Regions from separate parts of the Homo sapiens genome. Here regions 1, 2, 3 and 5 are each linked to region 4. A link is a loop called in an ENCODE intact Hi-C map of the cell type or tissue named here. Cell type or tissue: dorsolateral prefrontal cortex. All regions are shown on one strand. Region 1 overlaps PPP1R9A (protein phosphatase 1 regulatory subunit 9A). Region 2 overlaps ASB4 (ankyrin repeat and SOCS box containing 4). Region 3 overlaps ASB4 (ankyrin repeat and SOCS box containing 4). Region 4 overlaps LOC105375409 (a long non-coding RNA gene). Region 5 overlaps PDK4-AS1 (PDK4 antisense RNA 1).

Region 1 (5,000 bases), 640 kb before region 4:
ATTTTATTTTTCTGGTACATCTAAAAGTATATTTTTGTTAAAAAAAAAAGTCCCTTTAAGACAGATTTTAGGTACTCCATTTGCTACACAATTTCATTAACTTAGAACCATATTTTTAAAATGTTTTCTCCACACAAGTAAGATACATATGGAAAATTTGCTACTATGCAGTCCCTGTAGCATATATAAAAAATGAGGCTGCTAAATTAGGTCTTTTCTTCTTTACCTTCTTTAAACCTACGTTATTCTTTTGTGATATTTCCATCACTTAAGGGAATGAGATTTCAAATTAAATTCTAGAGAGACTTAAATTCCCCTTGAGTTTTCTTTTACTTGAGGTATGCCTATGCTATGGGGTAATTAGTGGTACCTCAGTAGGATAATATAAGCAGAGTGGTAAGACATATCTGCCTTGAATAACTGTGTGAGAAAAAACAGGCACATTTCACTAAATACCCTTGCTTGTGCTTTCTATAAAATTAAAATATTTTGGACAGTAATAACATACAACACAAATGAATAAAAACTTGTACATGATGTTTTGTGTGGAGTCCTGATAAGTAAGCAACAAGGAGGAAGGGCCCCAGATGGGGAAGAACAGTGAACAACTGTTCTGAGAGATGGCTAATCACAAACAACACAAGGGCACAGTGATCTCGACCTACTTCTGCAGGCACAGTGACCTTGTTCTCCAGGTACCCCCTCTAGCATGACCCTGTAAAACTTCCCTCCAGCCCCTGCATCTTTGCGGACAGCCCCCTTCTCTGCTGTGCTGCCTGTCTTACAACATATTTTCATACTTTCTCTAATAAATCTGCTTTTCTTTATCTACTATTGTCTTGTTAAATTTCCTTACTGCCTGTGCCACCGGGCCCAGATAGTCACTAGCTGGCAACATTTAGGGAATTCTAACATCAAATTCCTCTAACGATAAACTGTTAAAACATCATCTCTAGACCCAGTCTTAACTTTCCTCTTACTGGCTACTCCATGCCATTTGTTTTGTACTCTGATTCTTCCAGTTCTGTCCTGAAATACCTAAGCCTCTTGTTCATTAATTTTCTTAGGGTTTAAAGTACATTAATATCAGAAATAAGATTAGTGGATCACTCCTTAGTTTGATCAAGATTTAAATCCTTCTTATTGCAGAAGCACAACAATACATTGGAGACTGCTTCAAAACTCAACTGAAAAAGAGAAAAATCAAAAGAAGCCTTAGGCTAGGTGAACAGGAAATGAGGCAGTTACAGTGTTTTAGTTGTTTGTCCTTTATTTCTGGAGGGGGTCTGCCAGTGGCTGTTCTAACTGCTCCCTCTTGCCTCAGATCTTGAAAGCCACACTTTATCCATCATTCTCACCTATTTACTAAAAAGAATGAGCCACCTGAAGGGACTTCCCTCTACTTTCTCCTCCTCTACCTTAACTGTGGCTCTTTATACTCTTTTCCTCCTGTGTTTCCTCTGCTTTATGTAAGTAATTGAAGTTTAAAAGAAAAAAAATATGAACATTTTTGCCCATGCAGTATCATTTGCAAGATCAGGAATATTATCTCAAGTTTCTAACTTGAAAGGGTCTAATGAGTCTAAAAGAGAAAAAAGCTGAAAATGTCTTGAAAAGTAAGGGACTATACAATCAATAAGCTGATATTATTAACTATTTTTTTCAGGATTTTTTTTTTTTTTTTTGAGACAGTCTTGCTCTGTCATGCAGGCTGGAGTTAAGTGACACAATCAAACCTCACTGCAGCCTCAAACTCCTGGGCTCAAGCAGTTCTTCCAACTCTGCCTCCCAAAGTGTTGAGATTACAGGTGTGAGCCACCACACCCAGCTAATTAAATATATATATATATATAATATATATATATTTTTTTGTAGAGATGGAGGTGTCTCACTGTGTGGTCCAACCTGGTCTGGAATGCCTGCGCTCAAGTGGTCCTCCCTCCTCAGCCTCTCAAAGTGCTGGGATTTACAGAGTGAGCCACTGTGCCTGACCTCAGTCTTTGATTTTGACATAGTTTGACCCAGTTTTTGTTAGTGGAATAGGTTTGGTTTTAAAAATTTAAGTGGTTTCAGTAAAGGGCAATAAAAATGATGAAAATAATAGAAAATGGGTTCTAGGACTAGAGTTGAAAAGGCTTGGGTCTTCATTTTGTCCTTAGAAAATTAGGTAAGATGATTGACTCCTTTTAACTCCTTCAAGCATGTGAAATAATATATTTGTTAGTGGTGGCAAATATCCGAGTTACTGGCAGCAAAGCTATACGAATCTATGGCAACCTCAATTCTTGCTTCCTAAGAAGAAATAATTCGACCGAGGGGCATGCAGTGGAAAAAGAGACCAAGGCAAGTTTCCGAGCAGGAATGGAAGTTTATTAAAATGCTTTAGAGCAGGAAACAAAGGAAAGTACACTTGGAAGAGACCTAAACGGGCACTTTGGAGGTCAATGGTGGCGTATGACCTTTTGATTTGGAGTTTTATATGTTGGCATCCTTACAGGGCCTTGTTTACCTTTTCCCATCTCTTAGGGTGGGCTGCCCGCATGCGCAGTGGCCTGCTAACCCTTGGGAGGTGAGCATGCGCAGTGTGTTTAAGAAGTTGTACACATGCTCACTTGAGGCTTTCTTCCCTTTTTCAGTGGAATGCCCCTGGAAGGTCATACTCTGCCATTTTGTCTCTTAATGCACATGCCCAAGCCTACTTGCCCAATTCCTGAGCTGCCAGTTACCAATTTCAAGTGTTTTTATCTATTGTGAAATTGCCTCTTTTTGGCGCCTGTGACCAATGATCATTTTTAGAGAAGTGGTGTGTCAACTGTGGGACCATCACCTGATGGTTGCCTGACATTTCTAGTGGGCGAGGGGAGCCCTCTTCTGCCCTGCTCATGCCTAACTACCTACTGTATGGTTGCCTGACATTTCTAGTAGGCGAGGGGAGCCCTCTTCTGCCCTGCTCATGCCTAACTACCTACTGTAATATATTGATGCAACAAAAATCAAATGGAGAAAATGGGCTTATAATGGAGCAACAGAAAATAGTTAATTATAATTTCTGAATTTAACGGGTTATTAAACACATACCAGGCTACTAAAGAAGGCTGTATAATTATCAGTGTTGAGTATCATTAAGATTAGGTAGTATTTCTTTTCTTTTGTATAATTATCAGTGTTGAGTATCATTAAGATTAGGTAGTATTTCTTTTCTTTTTTTTTTTTTTTTGAGACAGAGTCTCGCTCTGCCGCCCAGGCTGGAGTGCAATGGCACAATCTCGGTTCCCTGCAACCTCTGACTCCTGGGTTCAAGCAATTCTCCTGCCTCAGCCTCCCGAGTAGCTGGGATTACAGGAGTATGTGCCACCACGCCTGGCTAATTTTTGTATTTTTAGTACAGATGGGGTTTCACCATGTTGACAGGCTGGTCCTGAACTTCAAGTTCTTGGTCTTGGACTTCAAGTGATCCATCTGCCTCAGTCTACCAAAAGGCTGTGATTACCAGCATGAGCCACCATACCTGGTCAAGATTAGGTAGTATTTCTATTAAATGTTTCAGATATTGTATTTTCTAAAAGCAGATAACCCGATGGCCTTTGGCATTGCCTAAAACCTTTTGGACTCTGCTATTTGATAACACGGAATTGTGGAATATCATATGAAACTCTTATTTTTCTCTTCTGTTGTATTTAAATTCTTTCTTAATATGCACATTTTCTAAGAAGATACTTTTTAAGAGAGAAAAGATAGAGGCCTGCATGGGTAATACTTGGATTGAGCCCAGGGAATTCTCTGTCATGCATTTTAGCTATGGGGACATCAGCTGCTACTTATTTGCTACTGATTTCTCACTTCCTTCTTTTTCATACCAGCTTTCAATTGCTTGTTTCTAAACAATGCGTTATCTTTGATTAAATTAGACCAGTAATAAAAGCTCGTGAATCCTTGAATGAAAAGCACACATTCTGGTCTTCTTGACCCTGCATTCCAAAATTATTCTCTAATGTTTATAACCACCTTGGTAGATAAAGTCTTCTTTTTCCTTCTCAGAGAAACGGTTTGCAGCCAACTGTGACCACTAAGCTAAATCTATTGCGGTGTTTGTAATTGAAAGCTTTTTGTATGTCTTGGTTGTGGTGCTGGGCTCTCTCCTGGATTTGTTGATTTCAACAATGGAGTAATTCAGGAGAACAGAGAGGGACCAGTTAGAGCTCTCCAGGTTCTGTGTAACACACACCATAGTTGGCAGCAGCTGAGATTTGCTTCATATTTATCTCTAAGGGCGTTGTGGTGGTTCCAGCCCCAAGATTAAAGTCAGCATGTCATCTCTTTTTATTATTTCGAATGGCTTTTTACTTTTATAGTATACATGAATAAATTTTATCAGCAGGGACTATTAAGCAGTGTTTCGGCACAAATGCTTTAGAGTACATTTTTTAGTTGATGTGTACTATGCCAGTTATAGAGAGCTGTCAATACAGTTTCAGTCTTCAGTGACAAAATCTATCATTTTCTAACTTGCTAGAAACCTTTCTTTTTAGAAATTCACTTTTTGAGACATAATGGCTTCAATTCTCCAGGATCTTTTTCTGTCTGTTTTGAATGAGCTTATTGTTTATTCACAGTAAAGAATGTTTCTGATACTGCTTTGTTGTAAATATAGTTGAGTGCCCTAGCTGACATCCTTGTTGAGCCCAAAAAGACTGTTTGAGTACACTTTTTGTCAGGTGGTACCTTTGCTGAAACTGAAGAAGGAGATTTTGAAGAATTTTCTTGATTTCACCAGATTATTTTAATGGCCTTAAATTTTCCATTTAAATTTGCAATAACTTTTGCCAGTTATAGAGAGTGATTCATTGGGGACCACTTTATCTTTTGCATTGTGGTATGAGGCACAGATGTAAAGGGGACACATTCTTGGGGTAGCTTTTTCTATTAGGCCTTTGCAGTTGGAAGTACTCCATATAGAAAGTGTTTGAAGTTTTTACAAAAATGTATGCTGTAGGCTGAAC
Region 2 (5,000 bases), 160 kb before region 4:
CATCACCAGAAGGTAGGAGAGAGGTCTGAGGCAGATTCTCCTCCAAAGTCTCTGGAAGAAACCAACCCTAGACACTTTAATTTTGGACTTCCAGTCTCCAGAGGTGTGGGAGAATAAATTTCAGTTGTTTTAAGCTACCCAGTGTGTGGTATTTTGTTAGGGCAGCTCTTGGAAACTAATACATTGTATTTTCACATTAAAAATATATTTCAAAGTTCCCAGGAGTTGATGTTTCTGGTCTCTAATTTATTGAATAAATCACAAAATCTAAAATAAAAAAGTAGCCAAATAATTGTACTTTATATATTTCCTGGAAAAGTTACACTGGCGACACAATTCAAGTATAAAAATAAGGAACTCCTATTCAGAAAAGGAAACCATGTAGCATATCTAGTTGCACCAACAGGTCAAAGATCAATCGTAAATGTCCAAGTACATTAAAAAAGGATGTGGTTTGTTCCAAGTTGGCCTGTAAGAATTTCATCCTGACCCTTTGATTCTCTTCCTTACTGGAAATTCTCCAGCATCTGAAGTGACCCTGCACATGGCTTCTGGGAAGACATTCTCATTCGTTCCATTTCACTCCAGAGCAAAGACGAGCTGACCTGAAATAAGACCTGACCCAGAACTTCTCTAGGGCAGAATACTGATAAACACAGATGGCTTCATGAAAGACCATCTTTGGTTACAATTCTGCCTTCTACAAGTTAGGAATACAGTCTCAGAGTTTACAGAGCAATGTACTCTTGGGTACCTTCCTTGGGGACTGAGTTTGTATAGGATATTGAGCATGCTTGTAGGAGTTTTGGCTTTCTCAAATATGTTCCATATGATCAGGAGATGCCATAAATAAGGGCATAAAGGAACAATACATGGTAAACGGATTTTTTTTAAAGCTAACAAAATGCAATGTTATCTTTCTAGTACTTTCTGGTTTTCATATAGTAAAAGAGAGTAAACTACAGAAAAATTTTCCTTCAGAAAAGTAATATGAGGTGGAATAGAACAGTGATAAGGAATTTCGAAGCCAGTCTGTCTGTTTTCAAACCTTGGTTCAACAATGAGGAAGGGGTCCCCAGTGGGAGAGAGCCCCAGGTGGGGAAGAACAATGAACAGTTGTTCTGAGAAATGGGAAATCACAAGCAATGACTTCTTCCTGGCACAATGACCTTGTTCTGTGCGCACAATGACCTCCTTCAGCACAGCAGCTCCCCCCAGCACAACTCTATAAAACTTCGCTGCAGTTGCACCCTGCCTCTACACAGCCCCTTCTCTGCTGTGCTGCCGGTTGCAACTTTGCAACGCATTTTCATACATACTTTCTCTAATAAATCTGCCTTTCTTTACCTACAACTGTCTTGGTAAATTACTTTACCACCTGTGACACCGGCCCCAGCTAGTTGCACTCGTGACAACTAGCTGGTTGTACTTTTGGCCAATTATTAACCTCTCTGAGTACAAATTTCTTCATCCATAAAATTAGGATTAAAAACTGCACCCACTGCAAAGGATTACTTGGAAGGTTCAATGAGGCAATATATGAAAAGCATTTAGCCCAGAATGTTTCACATGGTTAAGTGCTTAATAAATACTAGTTACTAGCATAATAATAACAATAATAATAATAAGTCTGTACAGACTAATACTTGAAGTAGCTATAAAAAATTCCAGCAGCGCTGATATTAGAGTTGGCCCCCTAAGGGTCATTTGGTTCACCTCATTAAATTAGGCAGAGAAGGAAAATTTCAGCTTCTTGAGTTGACCACTCTCACATTTAACATTTCTAATTAGAAAAACAAAATTCACTTAAGTTTTCTAGTCTGTTAAATAAATGGGTTGGATTAAGTAATTCTAAGGAGCTTTCCAAGTACAAAAAATTCCTATTTCTAACATCCTTTGTCAACCATAAATAAAACATTTTGCAGTCTCTGAATCATTTTCTCTCTTTCAATGAATATTTCTACTATACCAGCTTCTGCCCCTTTTGATGAAAAATATAACCTTTAGGCTAGTTTGGTGACTAAAGTCGTGTGTGTGTGTGCATGTGTATGTGTGTGTGTGCATGCACAGGCATATGTGGTGGTGGTGGTGCTGCGTTCCAAGAAAGCCTCACAGACTTGGGCAGCCCTAATACTGCAATTTCAGTCAAAGGGATGGGAAGTTTCCATACCACTAAAGTTTACTTGCATCAAACTTTTAGGTTTATCTGCTATGAAAGAGAAGAAAAGTATTATTTTGTGGAATATTCTAAACAGTTGATTTTTAAAGAGTCAAGTGTTGTGACATAACATTTGTTTTTAATGATATTAGCAAATATCATTGTTATGTTGATTAAGAAGATTTAGTTGTAGAAATCTCTTGGTATTTCCAAATCCACCTGGGAGTAAGAAGTGAAATTCAGCAACGCTCCAGCATTCTGGCACAAATCCTTCCTTCTCCTCCCCTGGGTACCTTTGCTGGTTGTCCAGGAGATGGCACTGTTGCTTCAAGGGAATGGCTTCCACGAGGCCCAGGAAGAGAGCCTGGGGGCAAAGGGGTTGAGGGTTGGGGATAATATACGGCAGTCAGAAGTTAAAAGAGAAGCAGTGAGAAAAGTCTTGTTTAATGAACCTTAGGAATAATGACAAAACATGTTTAAATAATTGTCTTCCTCAATTTCCCTTTATAGGGGCGAATGTGAACATGAAGACCAACAACCAAGATGAGGAGACGCCCTTGCACACGGCTGCCCACTTCGGCCTTTCGGAGCTGGTGGCCTTCTACGTGGAACACGGGGCCATAGTGGACAGCGTGAATGCCCACATGGAGACCCCCCTGGCCATCGCCGCCTACTGGGCCCTCCGCTTTAAGGAGCAGGAGTACAGCACGGAGCACCACCTGGTCTGCCGCATGCTGCTTGACTACAAAGCCGAAGTCAATGCCCGAGATGACGACTTTAAATCTCCCCTCCACAAGGCAGCCTGGAACTGTGACCACGTGCTCATGCACATGATGCTGGAAGCTGGCGCCGAAGCCAATCTCATGGATATCAACGGCTGTGCTGCCATCCAGTACGTGCTGAAGGTCACCTCCGTGCGCCCTGCTGCCCAGCCTGAGATCTGCTACCAGCTCCTGTTGAACCATGGGGCTGCCCGAATATACCCTCCACAGTTCCATAAGGTGAGGCTCTGCCCAGTGGTCAGCAGGTTGAGGAAGATTCAAATGGCAGCCTTGTCTGAAATCTCCAAGTAACTCAAGCTTGCTTGAGGCTTGAGTCCTGGGCTAACTACCTCTGATCCTCTTTGACCTTCCATTACATACCTAATCCTAGCTGTCTCCTCATCTCATCCTAGTCTAGGTTTGCTTGAAATTGGGTGTGAGAGCTAGAATGAGAAAAAGAGTAGCAAATAATTTGTTTTGCCTTGTGTGAACACCAGTGCACTGGTGGCTTCCTGAGGGACTGAGGTAAGTCTGCCAGAAAGGTGAATAGTGTTAGACAGGCATACATTTGCCATCTTTTAAACAGAATGACTGATCTAAAGATGACTCAGCCTGCTTTGAAATTAGCTTGTAGCCATGAAAGGGCCACCCGATTTTCCAGTTTAATGAAAGCTAACGTTTATTAAGTACTAAAATTATATTTATTATGTATAATAAATAAGCACACTGTTATAAGCATTTTGTATGTCTTCATTTAATTCTTACAACAATCATACGAGGTATATATTATTATTGTCCCTATTTGACAGAGGAGGAAACTGAGGCACAGTTAAGTAGCTTACCTGAGCTCCCACAGTGCCAGTGCCAGGATTCAACCTTAGATACTTTGGTTCCAGCATCTACTCTTATGATATCACACTGCACGGTTTTTCTTAACAACATTCATAATCTCAAACAGGCTGGTAGGGACCAGTTGCTACCAGTATTGATATGACTAAGACATGGGACGTATCCTCAAGAAGCTTAGAATCTAGCAGATGAGACAAGCAAATAAAGGGGTAATTTTAATATGCTGTGGTAAATGACAAGGTAGAAGAATAATGAGTGCTACAGAAATATGGAAGAGAGTGAATTTTGCATAGTTTTATAGCTAGTAATTAATTTGGAGGCCAAAATGCATTTTACCTGAAAATAAATCAAATAATACTATACTTAGGTTTCCCCCTTGCTCTAAAAATTTAATTAACAACAAGAAGAGTTTGAAGTATACAACAACTGACTAATTAGGCCACAGAAAGCAAAGTAACAGATGTTTTTCTGAATTCACAGCTTAAGTTCTACGTCTTACCTGGGTAAAATGTCAGGGACTTGTCTGAAGTCCTGCAGTGTGAGGCTTAGTTAGAAGAAAAGTTCTACTAGAGAATTTAAGGGTAGTGCCTTCAGTCAGGGCAGATTCCAGATGGACAAACCAGAGAACTTTCAAATGAAGATTTGATGGGTTCAGCAATCCTGTGATCTCAATAGGAATTTTCTCTTGGTTATCAGGATGCTAATGGAAGATTAACTAATTCTTTTTTAAAAAATTATATGTAAAGCCCAGAATGTCATGAATTTTCCAAAAGTTTTTTAGGGAACTACAAATGATTAAGATGAGGAATAGAATAAGAATAATGTTACAGTAACTGTCCTGTGTTGAGCTCTAAATAGGTTTTATACAGACTATTTCATTTTATTTTTATAATGGACTCTGAGGTGGGCACTGGCATTACTCACATTTAAAAGGTGACTAAGCTAAAGCTAATAGTGTTAATATATTTTCATAAAGTCACACAGAGTAAGTGTCAAGTTCACTCATTTGTTTATTTAACAAATATTTACTTAACACCTCCGAAGTGTCAGGTACTGTTCTATTTGCTGGAGGTAGAGCAATGAACCAAAGGCCTTCATGAAAGATACTTTCTAGTGGGAGACAGGAAACAAACAAAACAACAACCAAATAAATATACTCTGATATGTTAGGTGCTATGGAGAAAAAGCAGGGCAAAAAAAAAAAAAAAGAGAATGCCAGATTATGTGTGCTA
Region 3 (5,000 bases), 170 kb before region 4:
ATAGTGGACACTGAACAAGCAAGATGCAAAGACAGAAGATTGTGGGCAGAGAATTGGATATGTGAATCAGTGATTTCTGGAGACAGATAAATTTCAGATAACGACTCAGTCCAGGTATGACTGTGGGTTGGAGTCATCAAGTCAGAGTAGGAGAAAGTCACTGAAGTGAATGAGATTCAGAAACGGGGAGACCAGGAGATTGGGTGGGTCATTCATGTGGTATTAAAGACCCCCAAAATAATGTCAGGAATTTTTGAGGTGAGGAGTAATGTGAGTTAGGTGCTAAAATCTTAAGAAACAGATGGGAAGATAATTATATTCGGGAAGGAGATTAGGTGGTATAGCTGAAAAAGCAAAGCCCTAAAGAAGTAGGGGTGTTCTTTTTATTTATCTTTCCACGAGAATTAGGGAGTAATTGGAAGGAGCAATGGGGAGTCAGATATATGAAAAAGAACACCCAGCTATATACCACAGGCCAGAGTTAAGCATCCCACATCCGTTGTTTGAGCTTGGAACACAGCAAAGCTAGTTTGGTTGCCATGGTGACCAACGCCATGTCTCCGGGCTCATTAATCCTCTATTCCAAACTAAGCACTTAGCAATAGCTTCTGAATAAATGCAACAAAGCTCTGCATACTGAAAAGGGCACATTCATGTTAAGCAGAGGAAAAGGGTTTTCAATTTCATTCATTAAACTTGAGTAAATAATTTAATATCTTTGTGCGTCAGTCCTCCTAGCTAATGAATAAGGATAAATGCTTAATGGAAAATCTAGCTTAATAAAGTTAACAGCATTGGCACTACATATAAAGGAAATTGATGTTGCCGGTATACATGCATATGAAGGGGAAAACTGAAAGGAAAATAATATATATTAAGCATCTATGATGTGGCTATGTCAGGTACTTGAAAATAAAATGTTTCATTTAATCCTTGCAACAACCATGTGAGGTTGCACATTATTCTCCTTATTTAAAAAATGAGGAATCGGAGACTCAGATAAGTTGAATCAGGCCTCAGTACAAAGCTTGTCAGATTCAAGCAGATCAAATTTTATTTGTTTTGGGTCCGTGATGCTCCCACTGTGTCTTGCTGGAAATTGAATAATGCTTATCCTTCTGGGACATTTGGCTAATTAAAAAATTAGGAGAAAAGACTGTGCTAAGGTGACACTTAATATCTAAAAGAGAAGCTTAAATGCTATATCAGAATCCTATTAGCTTAAAAAATTAACTATCCTAAGATTTTTTAAAGGCTTTTCTTAAAAAAAAAATGAGAAGGCAGCTGGGTATATTAGAAGTGTGTTTAATGAAAAGATATGAAAAACTGTCGATGTTTCTTCCGAAATGAGTCCCATCAAGGCAATCGTTTATCCCCATTCTGTCGTTTTCTAACATGAAGAATTGGAGTTGCAAAGCACACTCTCAACACAGAAACTGATCCTTTCCTTTTAAGTATCATGCCTTTATTTTGGTTTCTGGATTTGCTCCAACAAGGGTGTAGATAAGTGATTGAAAAAGATATATTGAAAATCCATTAATTCATTTTCCTTAAAATTAAACTCTTTAATTAAAAACAACACTTTGATCAATTTCTAATTTCTACCTCCAACAATGTAATATAGCAAGGGTTAAAATAATAGAAATAACTAGGCGTATGTTAAATATCCCTGTCACTAAACTTAGATGTTAGCATTTTTCTTTTTTTCTCCAAACACTAATTGTTTTGGTCTCACCTATACGACAATTTTAGGTCAATTTTCTCAAGTTTGGGTTGCTTACTGCAGCCAGGTGATTCCCAAGTGCTTCAGAGGAAAAGTAGTAATCACAGCCTTCTTTCCCACCTGTTAGCATTACAGGTTTCCTTCTCTGACCCACTCTCTTTAAATTCTACAATCAAAAACCATATGTGTCTTCTGTTTTGAGTTTTCAGTCTGGATGTGTTATCTTTGTTTTATAACTGGAAGCATCTGAAACCGGAAATTGAAGGATGAAGTTTCCTTAGGCCTGTACTTCTTTATTTATTTTCTATCAGCACTTTAATTTGTTTCTTACTTAGGGGAGCCTGGAGCTTATTATCCTCTGAACATTTTAAATACCCATTTAGCAAAAGATATCAGACTTACAAACAGAAATGCAAGTGTTTTCTTTGTCATCTCTGTAAGTAATAACTTATGGAACATAATATAAACAATTTTAGAAGGTTTTTCCATTAAGCTAACCAAGAAAACATACAAATAGGGGAAATGATGAAAGCTCAGAATTGGATGCTAAGAATCAAGCACATGCCAGCTTCTTGAAGTTTTTACTAATTAGAAAGCTAATGGGGACAGAATAACGGTGGACCCCTCTCTTTTCCAAGACAAAACATTTTGTTGACAGCCCGCCCCTACCGAGAGCCACCAAGAAGTGAACGCTGCAGGGAAGGCCCAGTTAGGGAGTCCCCTGAAAGCAAATCACTCCAGCCCCCTTTTCTTTGTTTTCTTGCGGCCTCAGAATTCTGGCAGCCCTCAGCAACACTCTTGAATTAAGAGGGCCACACCAACCAAAGACCTGGGTGGTAAGAGTAGGAAGTACGTGCACTTCTCGCAAGCATAGTTGAATTAACCTGGGTGGGGGCAGGAGGAAGAGCCGTGAAGAAAGATCGGCTTGGACTTAATAATTAATAATAACCCTGTAATCACAGCTACTTGGGAGGCTGAGGCAGGAGAATCTCTTGAACCTGGGAGGCCGAGGGTGCGGTGAGCCGAGATTGCGCCATTGCACTCCAGCCTGGGCAACAAGAGCAAAACTCCGTCTCAAAAAAAAAAAATAAATAAATAAAAATAACAACAGCTGGATATGGCATTTATTTTGCATGCTTGGCACTTTGTCTATGCTTTCACTAATCCTCACAACTATCCTATGAGGTTAAGATTTGCAGATTAAAACACTGAGCTTGAGACAAATTGCTTAATAGTGAAATCAGGTTTTGACTGCAGTGACCTCAATACAGAGCTCTCGTTTTGTCCACTAGGTGGTGCTGCCTTCCCTTTGCTACTTTAGAGTCCTGCCGCTAATGTAAATTAGTCTCGGGACTGCCTTGGGTGACTTTGCTGTTTTTGCCTTATTCTGTGGATCTCATCTCCACTGTAGACTGTATATGTCAGTCAGCAAACCTGCCACTCCCTCAGCTTCTTCTATAACTGCCTTGCTCCCAGCCCCTGATGAAGGGGAAGCACAGGTTGCTATCTTCTGTAACACTTGATCCTCCCATGCTGTAGCCTATTAGACCAGGGGTGGTGTTCAACCAAGGGCTGGCCAGGAGGCTCGAACATGGCTTGATATGAAAAGAGGAACTCAAGGACAGTGCTTAAAAGTGAAGGTTCTGGAGTAAGACGGACTCGGTTCAGACCTTGACTATTCCATTCATGAGGGCAAAATTTAACTTCTTTGAATCTTAGCCCTCACCTACCAAATGGGGCTACGGATAATTCAAGTTGATTCTAGGGAACTCCAGCAAGGCTTTATGGATTATGTAAGGCTCTTTTCCCCCATCCCTGGACCTGTGAAAGTATCTTTATGTTGTCTAGAAATGCGTTTCCCAAAGTCCACTGTATTAAGCAATGATGCTGGAGCTGTTAATAGGTGTTTCAAAAAGAGAATTCCTTGGAAAAATAAGTCCTGGAAAATCCATGTTAAACTGGACAGATTTCCTCAATATAAACTTCTCAGAATCTTTCATGTGCTAATGTGAATTGTAAAGATACAAAGGTACATAAAATCTACACATTTATTTAACCACAGAGCTTTTATTTTTAATCCATCTTGCAATACTAATATGCCACAGAGCAGACTTTGGGTAATGCTGGCTTAGAAGAATGAAATTAGGGCCTATAGCTAGAAGGGGAACTCACATTTGGTGCAGCAAGAACTCCATTTAGCCCTGTGTACGTCAGTCTTCTTTCCAGCTTCTCTTCTGAGGGCAGATTCTATCAGTGCGTTAGGAAGAAAAACGACCCTCCAAAGATGTCTAAGTCCTCATCCTTGGGGCCTGTGATTACATGTTACTTGATATGGCAAAAAAAGCACTTTGCAGATGTGATTAAATTAAGAACTTTGAGATGAGGAGATTATCTTGGATTATCCATGTTGGTCATGTCTCTTTAAAATCAGGGACCTTTTTTGGCTATAGTTAGAGGAAATGTGGCTATAGAAGGAAGGTCAGAGAGATAGGATGTATAAGAGATTCTACCCACCATTGTTAGCTTTGAAGATGGAGGAAGGAGGCCATGGTCACGAAATGTGGGAAGCCTCTAGAAGCTGGAAAAGGTAAGGAAATGGACTCTTCTATACATTCTGGTTGACTTCAATCTTAGCCCACTGTCAGGGTTTTTTTTGTTTTTTGTTTGTTTTTTTTTTTTTTTTTTTTTAGAAATCGAGCCAATAGAATGTGTGTGTGTGTGTGTGTGTGTGTGTGTGTGTGTGTGTTCAGAGACAGGGAATGGAATGATTTATTTTAAGGAATTGGCTCATGCAATGTGGAGGTGCAAGTCTGAAATCTGGAGGGAAGGCCAGTAGGCTGGAGACCTAGGGAATAGATACAGTCTGTTGCCAGAGCCCTTCCTTGCTTGTGGGAGGTTAGTCTTCGTTCTATGAAGACTTTCAATGGAGTGGATGAAGCCCACCCACATTAAGGAGAACAATCTGTTTTTAACTCAAAGTTTGCTGATTTACATGTGAATCTCATCTAGAAAAACAACATCACAGAAACATCCAGAATATTGTTTGACCAAATAGCTAAGCAGCATGGCCCAGCCAAGTTGTTACATAAAATTAACCATTACCTCCACTGAGACTTGTGTCAGACTTCTGACCTGCATAACTGTAAATAATCAATTTGTGTTGTTTTCAGCTGCCCAGTTTGTGGTAACTTGTGACAGCAGCAATAAGAAGCTAGGACTCTCACCTACCCACCCTAGGCATCCTAGGCATTACTATCTGCTATAATGTAAGTGATTT
Region 4 (5,000 bases):
AAGACGACATTTACAGTAGATGCCTCTGATACTTTGAAATGTTTCCTAGGTTATCATTGGGATTTCCTGGCTTTTCCAATCAACCTATGGCCTCTAACAAGCTCACAAAACAGCAGGCTGAAGCTATGTTCATCTAAAAGCAAAACATTTGGTCAATTAAACCAATTTAATAAAAAAACTGAATTTATTGGAAGGACAGCAATTTTCTTCTTGAATAGTTAGTTTGGCATCATGTGGGCAAAGCATTAAACTCTGGAACGTTTTTTCTTCTCCCGATTTAAATTTGGAATTTGAAAGTATGGCTTTCCTTGTGCTTCCTTTCTTCAAATTATGCAGGAGAGTAACTGTAGGTCTCAGAGACAGGTGCCTATAAAAGCTAGGTCAGTAAAGCAAATGAATGGACAAGGTTGTGTCCGTTCAATAACAGGTGCATGAAGACAAATGTATGTTGTGGTAATGTTAAAAAGGAATACAAGACTATGAAGGGTGGAAGAGGGAGAGATGAGTGTTGCAGAAATGTTGACTGAAAAGGAAAAAATAAAGACCAGATTTTAGGGAATAGAGCAGAGAGGGCAAAGAAATTTCAGTGAAGACCCTGCTTCCACTGGGTTCACGTAGAAGGAGAAAAACACTCCCTCTTGAGGGTGACAAGGTGACTATGGCAACCATCTTGAACCGGAACCAGGCCTGAATTTATTAACTCTGTGAGGAGTTTGCACTATAGGTTGAGGAACGACAACCAAATGGATAGAAAAATCTATCCTAACGCAGGAATAGAAAAGCAAATACTGCATGTTCTCACTTATAAGTGGGAGCTACATGATGAGAACACATGGACACACAGAAGGAAGCAACACACCCTGGGGCCTGTTGGGAGGTGGAGTGTGGGAGTAGGGAGAGGATCAGCAAAGATAGCTACTGGGTATTGGGCTTGACACCTGGGTGACAAAGTGGTCTGTGCAGCGGACCCCCATGGCACAAGTCTGCCTGTATGGCAGACCTGCATATGTACTCCTGAACTTAAAATAAAAGTTAAATTAAAAAAAGTCTATTCTAAGAGGAATTAGTCTTGTAAGTAGATCATCCCCACACCTCCATATGAGCTGCTTGCCCCAGAATCACACATGGTCATGAGTCAGCATCTGGGAGGGAAAACAACAGCCCCCGGACCAAGAAGGTATCACTGTCCCTTAGCACAGGGGCAGAGGGAGAGACTGACCATAGTTGCTTTCTGGAGATTTTCATGACCTAGAGGCAAGGCCCCAGAAATCTGGAAGCTAAGTGTTCTTAAAATATCTACATAAACTTATTAAAAAATCACCAGTTTTTCTTTAAGCCCGATAGTGTTTGGTTTTCAGACACTTGCAATTGTAAAAGTCCTCTGACTTTTTCAATTGTCTCTTATCAACTTATGAAAAGTTGCTCGAGCTTGCTCAAAACAAGAGAAACAAATTAAAATGAAAAGAGATGCCATTTTCACCTATCTGATTTGAAAAGATCTAAATGTTCAATAACAGGCTATGTTGGCCAAGCTGTGAGAAAGTGGGTACGCTCATACACTGTCGATGAAATATAAGCTGTTTGCAATGTTTATGAAGGGCAATGTGGGAATATTTATTAAAATAAAAAATTCATGGACTAAACCCAGGAATTCTACTTCTAGAAATTTATTCCACAAATATACTTATACATGTGAAAAATGCTAAATATATGAGGCTATTCATTATAGTATTGTTTATAACAATAAAAGATATAAATGAGCCTAAATGTCCATCAAGAGAGACTGGTTAAATGAAGTATGGTACAACCACATGGTGGAATACTCTGATATATGTTGTTTGGTGAATCAATTAATTTTGTGCTACCACTTGTATAAAAGGAAGGGGACAGAAAATGTTTATTCAAATATATGTCAATCTCTGGAAGGACATGGAAGAAAATAATGAGTGGTTACATATTTGGGAAGCAGGCATGAGGACTTACCAGATGAGACAAAGTTGAAAAGGAGCTTTTTGTTTTTGTTTTCACTGAATATTCCCTTATTCTTTTCATATAAATTTATTCCTTATTTTTACAAATCCAATAAATTTATTTTAAAGTAAGTAACAGAGTCCTAACTGATTTATTATAATGATAAATCACTAAACACATGTGTAGAGATCCTGGCACTGACCTGTTGGCTGCGTACATTGACACATCAAACTTCTTTGCCTTCCAGAATTTCTGATCTATTGCAGCTTTGAAAGATCAGGGCTGTAGTGCTCAAAAGAGATATTCCATGATTAAAATGGCCCCTACAGGACAAATTGAGAAGTTTCATTATTTTGGTCCCCCTTTAAAGACAAGAGTTTAGAAAACGTGGTTGGGAGTTGTGACCATGGATTTCTGCTTCCTGTTGCTAGAAATAAAAGTTTTGATAATTACCAATATAAGCACTACCAACAAAGCCAATTTGTAGAGAGCACATTGGGATGACAGTATGCTGAAAGAAGGAAATATACCTGGATTCTGACACTGCTCTTGTCACTCATATCTTTATGACTATGGGCTAAGATTCCTAATATTTCCAAGCCTTCATTTCCTCATTTGTAAAATGTAGACAATATTGCTTTCCTTTAAATGTCTAGCATGCTAAAGTTATCTCTTTATAACTCAGAACTTTGGTAAGTCAGGGATGTTCAAACCTTAGGCAATCCCAGGTCCTCCAAACTCACACGACAGGAAGTGGGCAGCTCAAAGTCACAGCCAAACACAGACCATTTCAAAGAAAAATTTTCCAGAGAACAAAACCAGAAGGGCCAGATTATATTGCTAAGGAACTCTAAGACATGACATGGACTGTGTTCTAGGCAGCACTGTTGTGTTTCCCATTTTCTGTGCTTACAATGGAGTCTTTACGGCACTTATATTATCCTTTATCAATTAATAGTTTGTATATTGATTGAGGATGATTAATGTTATGATGTATTATAAATTACTGGGCCATGAGAAACCAAGTCTAGATATAAGCAAGAATGCATATCACTTAGATATTACAGATTTGAAGTAATAAACACTAGGTTGCCTCCCTCTAGATAAGGAGTAAATGATTTTAAAATTTTTCTGTAGACATGAGCACTTTTTGAGATGTATGTATAGGGAGAGAGATACATGTAGATGCTGGGTACCCATCTTGGTACTCATTCATTTTCCTTTATGTTACACAACTCTAATTTTCCTTAGGAAAATTCTAATCCTACCTCTGATCCTTCACCTTGAAATCAAAGTACATGCATGTCCAGTTATGTGAAAAATGAATTTCCTCTCTTTGATTCAGTCACTATGAGTCTGGTATTCTAACCCTTGTGAGTGGAAAAATCTCGGCTAAATGCAATGGTTCTTTAATAAATGAAACAATGCATAACCTCATTTAGAATACAAGAAATAAGAATAAAATCACACAGACACTCCAGGTTTCCACAATCAGATTTGCAAATATCCAATATATTGATAACTCATTTTTTGTGTAACTTATGACAGAATAGGAATTATGATACTTTGCTGGTGGGAGTGTTAAAATGGTACAATACATATGATGAGTAATTTGGAAATGTTTGTCAAAATTCAAATGCATTTACCTTTTTGCTCAGCAATTTCATTTCTAGGATTTATTCTGCAAATAGACTCTTACATGTGAAATAAAGTAATATGTATTCCTTACATTATTATCTGTAACAGTAAAATATATCAGTCTAAAAGTCTATCAACAAGGGCCTGGATAAATGAAAAATTATCATACAGGGGAATACGTGGAGCTGTAAAAAAGAATGAGGAATTTCTTTTTGTCTAAATATGAACATACCTTCAAGATATGTTAGGAGAAATTTTTAAAAGTGAAGATGTTTGTGCAAAATATTTGTGTAAAAATAGAAAGAAGAAAGGAAATGTCTTTTCGTATTTGCTTGTATGTGTATGAATATCTCAGTAAAGATAGAAAATAAACTGAGAAGTATCGTTACCCACGGGGTGGAGGTGGAACATGGGTTTGGGGGATAAGATTGGAAGGGGGATTTTTTTCACTGTATACCTTGTATTTTCAAATCTTGGGAACCACATAAACTCTTCACAACAATTATACACACACACACACACACACACACATATTTAAATATATATATACACATATATATTTAAACAAAAAAATACAGTAACAGTAGAGTGAGGTTGTGGAGTTCTAAGCCATATATGGATTGCTGGTGCTGAAATGTCAGCTGCATAAATTGGATGAGCGGGCTTTCTTCCACCTTCTAGAATGTCAGCTCGGTGCTGCAGTGCTGAAAAGAGTTATCCCGTGGCAAGAGTGGCACCTACAGGGCACAGTAAGAATCTTATGTTTCTTTTTTTATTTTTATTTTTCAGAGAGGTGGAGGTGGCGTATGGATAGAGGTGTAATGATTGGTTTTCTATTGGAGTTGTTGGACAAGTGTTTTGACCATCATCATAGATTTACCATCAGATACAGCTGGATACAAATCCTGTTCCTATAATTTACTGTCTGGGTAGCTTTAGGCAAAGGCACTTATGTTTATTAAAAGCTATAGTTTCTACCCTTGTAAATTGTGGATGATAATATCTACCCTATCACAGTTTGGCTAATAAATTTTAAGTGAATTGTGTCACTTACGGAATACCAACCTTGCCGCCAAAATGTTCCTGTGATTGCTCAATGTCAGAGACAACCCCAAACCTGCATCAATAGGAAATGAGATGCTAAAGAAATACAGCCCAAGGAAGGAGCTATGAGGATGCAATCTAGAAGCTTCCCAGTCCAGCAAGTGAATGGAGAATGCCTGGGCAGAGGGAGCAGGAGAGAGAAAGAGTGAAGGGAGAGAGGAGAGAAAGGACGTGCACACTTCAATGGCATTCTTTGAATACTTTGATGGCATATTGGAAGCCCTGAATTTACCTCTGATTTTTCTGTTGTAAGGACAATAACTTTCTTTTTCTAAAGCTAGATTGAG
Region 5 (5,000 bases), 76 kb before region 4:
CTTAAGAGCTGTAACACTCACCGCGAAGGTCTGCAGCTTCACTCCTGAAGCCAGCGAGACCACGAACCCACCAGAAGGAAGAAACTCCAAACATGTCCGAACATCAGAAGGAACAAACTCCAGACACATCACCTTTATGAACTGTAACACTCACCGCAAGGGTCTGCGGCTTCGTTCTTTAAGTCAGTGAGACAAAGAACCCACCAATTCCAGACACATCGCCATACTGTTTTCCACAATGGTTAAACTAGTTTACACTCCCACCAAAAGTGTAAAAGTGTTCCTATTTCTCCACATCCTCTCCAGCACCTGTCATTTCCTTACTTCTTAATGATTGCCATTCTAACTGGTGTGAGATGGTATCTCATTGTGGTTTTGATTTGCATTTCTCTGATGGCCAGTGATGGTGAGCATTTTTTCATGTGTCTGTTGGCTGCATAAATGTCTCCTTTTGAGAAGTGTCTGTTCATATCCTTTGCCCACTTTTTGATGGGGTTGTTTGATTTTTTTCTTGTAAATTTGTTTAAGTTCTTTGTAGATTCTGCATATTAGCCCTTTGTCAGATGGGTAGATTGCAAAAATTTCCCCCTATTCTGTAGGTTATCTGTTCACTCTGATGGTAGAGAAGACCTTAAATGACCTGATGGAGCTGAAAACCATGGCGAGAACTTCCTGCCTTCGATTTCTCACAAGCTCGGGCATACCACGAGGCTTGGAGACTCAAAACCTGAAGAGCCTGCAATCAGATTTCTCCCTTACTATTCCTGCTCATTGTCTTCTGTGGACTAATACTGAACATGAAACTTTGCTTACAGTTTTGTGGCCTGTTCCTTTCCTCTGATTGCTGATCATTGCATGAATTTCCTGAGATTATCACTGAATAGGACCTTTCTTTTTCCTGTATCCTCTACTACACACACTGAGTTCAAATAGAATTATTTTACTTGGAAAACTCCAGGTTTTGCTAAGTTCCAGCCTTGGTTTGTGTAGCACTGGTTGGCTGCCTTAGACTAATTTTTTGGGGGTGTCAGATAGTAAAAGGAGCACAATCAAGCACCAGGTCATCTGAAAGACAAATTTTAGACGTCACTTTCTTTTGTGATTTTGTTGCTTAACCCAGTGCAGGGGCAGTCAAAGCTGTATCACCATTGCATTCACTGTCTAGGTAAAAATGGGAAAATTCAGTCAGTTATACTAATATTCCTTACTACTTGCAATTTATGTTCACTGGCCTATTGGTATGAGCAATGCATTGTACATTACATATTTGGCAGTAAAAGGACAGATACCCAGATGTCATACTAAAATTTCTGCATTTGTTTGAAAATACTAGTTTAAGCAATTACATGTTATGCAAGTGGTTAGTCCTTCCCTCTCCAGCTTGGCTGCCACCAGTAATAATGGATCATAACATCTTCTCCTGTGTGATCTGATGCGGCCTTGGGATTCGTCCCAACGCAGGACTCCAGAGATCAGTGGATCAGTGAATTATGTTTGGGAGATGCAACCCCTGTTGTTACTGGGCTGGGGGCCCAAGCAGCTGCTGGTGGGGTGTTCTGCCCTGCAGCAGCACCCTACCTCCACCCTCCCCTTTACATTTAGAAGAACTGTCCTTTAGTGAGACTGTCAATGGAAAACATGAAAATCATTCATTTAATCCAACATTTTCAATCGCAGAGGAAAAACAAGCAGAAGAGTTAAGTCACCAGAGTCATACAGCTGGTAGGAAAAATGGGTTCTCTAAATCTCAGTTTAAACAGAAATCCTTGTCACACTCTTCTGGGGATTGAGAAGCGTAAGATTTTTTTTTTTTTTTTTAATTGCCTTTCTGAAACTTTAGAAGAATACCTATTTGCCCTGTTGGCCAAAACCAGGCAACTGTGTGAAACAGTTGAATGCTAAAACAAACTAAACAGATGCTGGAAACTCAACCGTTTGTTTCTTGAACAAAATTGATTTTACCTGATGTCCTCTTGAGCTCAGTTAGACTTTGCCAGAGAGAAAACGAGACTGTCTGCAACTTTAACAATAATCACACAGACACATACTTCTTTCCCCCTTTAGTTTCCCATTTTGAAAATAACTCGAGGGCCTGACAAATGCTGAGTTTGGGCAACATGGCTGTGTTCTTGATTGAGGAAAGCAGGCCTGCCTGACCGTGTTTCAACAGTCAGTGCAGAATCTCAAAAGGAAGTACAAATAGGAAGGGTTAAGGGTCCTCTTTTTTTGTTCTTTATTCCACCCGTTGCACACTAGGGTTCTCTCACTTCTTCTTTCAAATAGGCTTCTCAAAATGCACTGTGTATTGGAGCAAAGGGAGTGAGGGATTGTTTATTTTTATTTTTAAATAAGAAATGAAACCTATAAATTAATGCCCTAGGGAAAAAAGAAAGTTACTTTCTGCTATGCACAATTTTTACCAACATTGTGTTGGAAGGAAGAAGCAGCTGGCCTGCGGAAGCTAAGCAGATGCTGGGGCTCTCTCGAGCAGGCTAAGTTGGTGAAAGGTCAGTCCCACACCCACAGCCTGGGCGGGACTGCCTGGCTGCAGAGTCAACAAGGGGAAGTTTAGTAGGTGAAGGGTCACTGCTGCCGAGCAGCAATAACTTTCCATGCCTCAGCTCCCAGGCATCTAGTTTCTGTTCATGGAAATAGAGCTCACTAGGGGAAAGGTCGGGGAGACCAAGGCGTCTCTATCATAGCCCTGATCTGACACTGTGTTCTTGCATGAGGCTCAGCTACTCACTGTGTTCTTGCGTGAGTCTCCTGGCTGTTAGGAATTCTGCTGCTCAAGTGGAAAAAACAGATTGCAAAGTACTTCATAGATCACCCTGTACTGAGTATGGCAAACTGATCAACAGCCTACTTACTGCTACATTTATATTATTTAAAATAACTGCCAGGTGAGATTCTTTTCAAAAGTGTATTTCAATAAAGAAACCTGTAGGTTTTCTTATCAATTGCTCTAGAGCAATGATTCCTAATCTTCAGGTAGTTTAATTTGCAACATTGCTGTGAAATCTTTAAAACATGGTGTTTGAAATGACTCCAGGTCAGCAGAGAACTTCTCCATGTTCTAGACAAGTGCTTTTTAGATTGTGGGTTGTAACTAATTAGTGGATCATGAAATCAGTTTAATGAGTCACGAACAGCATTAAAATGAAATAGAATCAAGGGAAAAAAGCATCTTTGTGGTAAGGGCAGTTTTTTTTTTTTTTTTTTTTTTGGTGTCAAATTTTTGTTTCAGGTCTATCTGAATGATGATGTAAGAAGACCACTGTTCTAGATTTTAAGAACAAAAGCTTTGCTGCCTTGAACCCCCAAATAATTGCTCAAATTCAAACTGGTTGTTAGCTTTTTTAAAAGCTCAGCTGATTCCGCAGGATGTTGTGGCTGTGAACTGGGAAGCCTGCCATGCTATTATTTTGAAAAGTGCTGTGCAAACAGTGTTCCTCTCAGATGGTTTCCAGAGTTAGTTCCTTACAAGCATTTCCTCTTGAAACATCGGGAATCTAAATAAAGGTAAATAAATTCCATTTACCAACCCCCAAAGGTAAATTAATTCAAGCAAGAAAGACTTTGGTTGCTCACAAGGCTGGATGAAAACGTGTTTGGTGTAAACTTCATTCAAAGAAAACTGAGCTAGCTAAGAAGGAGCTGTGATAGCCTCTCTTAACTTTGGGATTATGGGGTGGTAAACAGGCTGTCATGAAAATGTCTAGAATCAGCTAGATGGTAGGATTTGTGCTCTGAGAGGATGGGGCATTCCCACTGGAGCAGCTGAGCAACAGCATAGAGGACCATTAAGTTATTATAAGAGAAAGAACCCAGAAATTGTATGGAGAGGACAGTAATGGTGCATGGCTTTAATTTTTGGATGGCCTATTTTTCCCTGTCCTTTCTTCTTCTTTCTTATTTTTCTTTTGATTTTCTTTTAAGTGAGTGCTTCTGAGTTATGCTAATCCTTCCTTGGCTGCTAACGGATATGGTATTTCAGGATGCAATTGGAAAATCTATACCCTACATCAATTTGAAAGGAGATAGGAGGCCATAGAAATATTAGACATATTTAGGACGTCTCTGAATGACTGAGATTTCTACATTTTATCTCAATATTTTGACACAGCCTTTAAGGAAACTCATATTTTTCTTTTGCCTCTACATTGAGGAAGAATAATTAATATAATGTACTCTATCTTTCAGAGAAAGGTGTCTAATGGTCTAGTCTACCAACTTCACTATGCTGATTTATGAAAGAATTGCTGAAACCCAGTGAATAATAGCATTTGCCCTTCTTTCTCAAAAAAGCAGCATTTGCTTTCTTCTGGCAAGGAATAATTAAGCTAATTTCTCCATGAACCTTGGAAAAAGTGGCAACGAATAATGGATTTGTCCCTCAAAGAACATTTCAAGCAAACATCTTATCAGCTACAAATTCATTTGAGGCAGTTCCAGGTCAGCCACAGGCAATTTTTCTCATTAAAATACTGTTTAAACTGTTGTATCCAGATGACACAGGAGACATATCAGACAAACAACACCTGCAAGAAGAATTGGTGAAGTATTGACTTTTCATCAATCAAAAAGTTTACTAAGCAGATGAAAATAATTTGCCTTCACAGTGACATTTTCCTGACGTCTTGCTAGTACTTAAAGGCATTGTTTTTTCTTTAACACCCAAACTTTAATTACCAGAAAAGGTTAGCATCAAAACAAAGGACATGTTGGTAATTTAGAGGCCATATCAGAAAAATAAATTCATTTTGGTTTGAATGAATTTTTTGTCTTGTCTCCTTCTCCCCCTTTGGCCACATCCCCCTCCCCCACATGACCACGCTTTCCTGTGTTCATGGTCATTCTGTTAACAATGTATAGATTTGGAGATTTCTTTCTAGTTTTATAAGTTTTTCTAAGTTTTATACGTCTTATCACTAAGTGCAACTATTCAGTTTAAAAAAAGAAGGAGTATTTTGTAGCAGAGAAGTATGAGTTGAGGACGT

The links. A loop is a pair of places that touch in the nucleus more often than their neighbours do. Peaks named below come from ENCODE experiments on the same cell type or tissue, not always from the same donor. Only the 100,000 strongest peaks of a DNase experiment are listed, where the experiment ranks them.
Region 1: it touches region 4 in a loop (6-fold over the local background); 2 of 110 quality-filtered maps call a loop at or near these places.
Region 2: a loop joins it to region 4, with 1.0 times the contacts of the local background. A loop is called at or near these places in 109 of 110 quality-filtered maps.
Region 3: it touches region 4 in a loop (7-fold over the local background); 106 of 110 quality-filtered maps call a loop at or near these places.
Region 5: a loop joins it to region 4, with 4 times the contacts of the local background. A loop is called at or near these places in 60 of 110 quality-filtered maps.

Annotation. Positions count from the first base shown.
Region 1 is chr7:95,042,880-95,047,879 of GRCh38, forward strand. The region is part of intron 2 of PPP1R9A (protein phosphatase 1 regulatory subunit 9A); the gene reads left to right. All of the region lies in intron 3 of PPP1R9A-AS1 (PPP1R9A antisense RNA 1), which reads right to left. Among named protein-coding and RNA genes, the nearest start is that of PPP1R9A, 140 kb to the left of the region's middle. In dorsolateral prefrontal cortex, a CTCF peak has its summit at 2,914 (motif pointing left); a DNase peak (open chromatin) is centred at 2,912; H3K4me3 peaks cover 1,160 bases; H3K27ac peaks cover 3,097 bases.
Region 2 is chr7:95,525,145-95,530,144 of GRCh38, forward strand. It overlaps ASB4 (ankyrin repeat and SOCS box containing 4), which reads left to right. Exons shown (of 5, transcript NM_016116.3): 3 at 2,669-3,159. Among named protein-coding and RNA genes, the nearest start is that of ASB4, 42 kb to the left of the region's middle. RefSeq lists an enhancer at 2,363-2,864. In dorsolateral prefrontal cortex, CTCF peaks have their summits at 1,229 and 2,467 (motif pointing right); DNase peaks (open chromatin) are centred at 1,207, 2,467 and 2,917; H3K4me3 peaks cover 1,123 bases; H3K27ac peaks cover 2,854 bases.
Region 3 is chr7:95,508,864-95,513,863 of GRCh38, forward strand. The region is part of intron 2 of ASB4 (ankyrin repeat and SOCS box containing 4); the gene reads left to right. Among named protein-coding and RNA genes, the nearest start is that of ASB4, 25 kb to the left of the region's middle. RefSeq lists an enhancer at 3,152-3,301. In dorsolateral prefrontal cortex, CTCF peaks have their summits at 3,016 (motif pointing right) and 3,224; DNase peaks (open chromatin) are centred at 528 and 3,038; H3K4me3 peaks cover 312 bases; H3K27ac peaks cover 3,217 bases.
Region 4 is chr7:95,681,971-95,686,970 of GRCh38, forward strand. The region is part of intron 2 of LOC105375409 (a long non-coding RNA gene); the gene reads left to right. Among named protein-coding and RNA genes, the nearest start is that of PDK4-AS1, 88 kb to the left of the region's middle. In dorsolateral prefrontal cortex, CTCF peaks have their summits at 2,303 and 4,344; a DNase peak (open chromatin) is centred at 4,311; H3K4me3 peaks cover 286 bases; H3K27ac peaks cover 1,238 bases.
Region 5 is chr7:95,606,341-95,611,340 of GRCh38, forward strand. PDK4-AS1 (PDK4 antisense RNA 1) reads left to right here. Exons shown (of 3, transcript XR_001745287.3): 2 at 600-3,522; 3 at 4,204-4,777. Among named protein-coding and RNA genes, the nearest start is that of PDK4-AS1, 12 kb to the left of the region's middle. RefSeq lists enhancers at 970-4,806, 2,062-3,261. In dorsolateral prefrontal cortex, no CTCF peak of the experiment used is centred here; DNase peaks (open chromatin) are centred at 2,571 and 3,413; H3K4me3 peaks cover 1,449 bases; H3K27ac peaks cover 3,828 bases.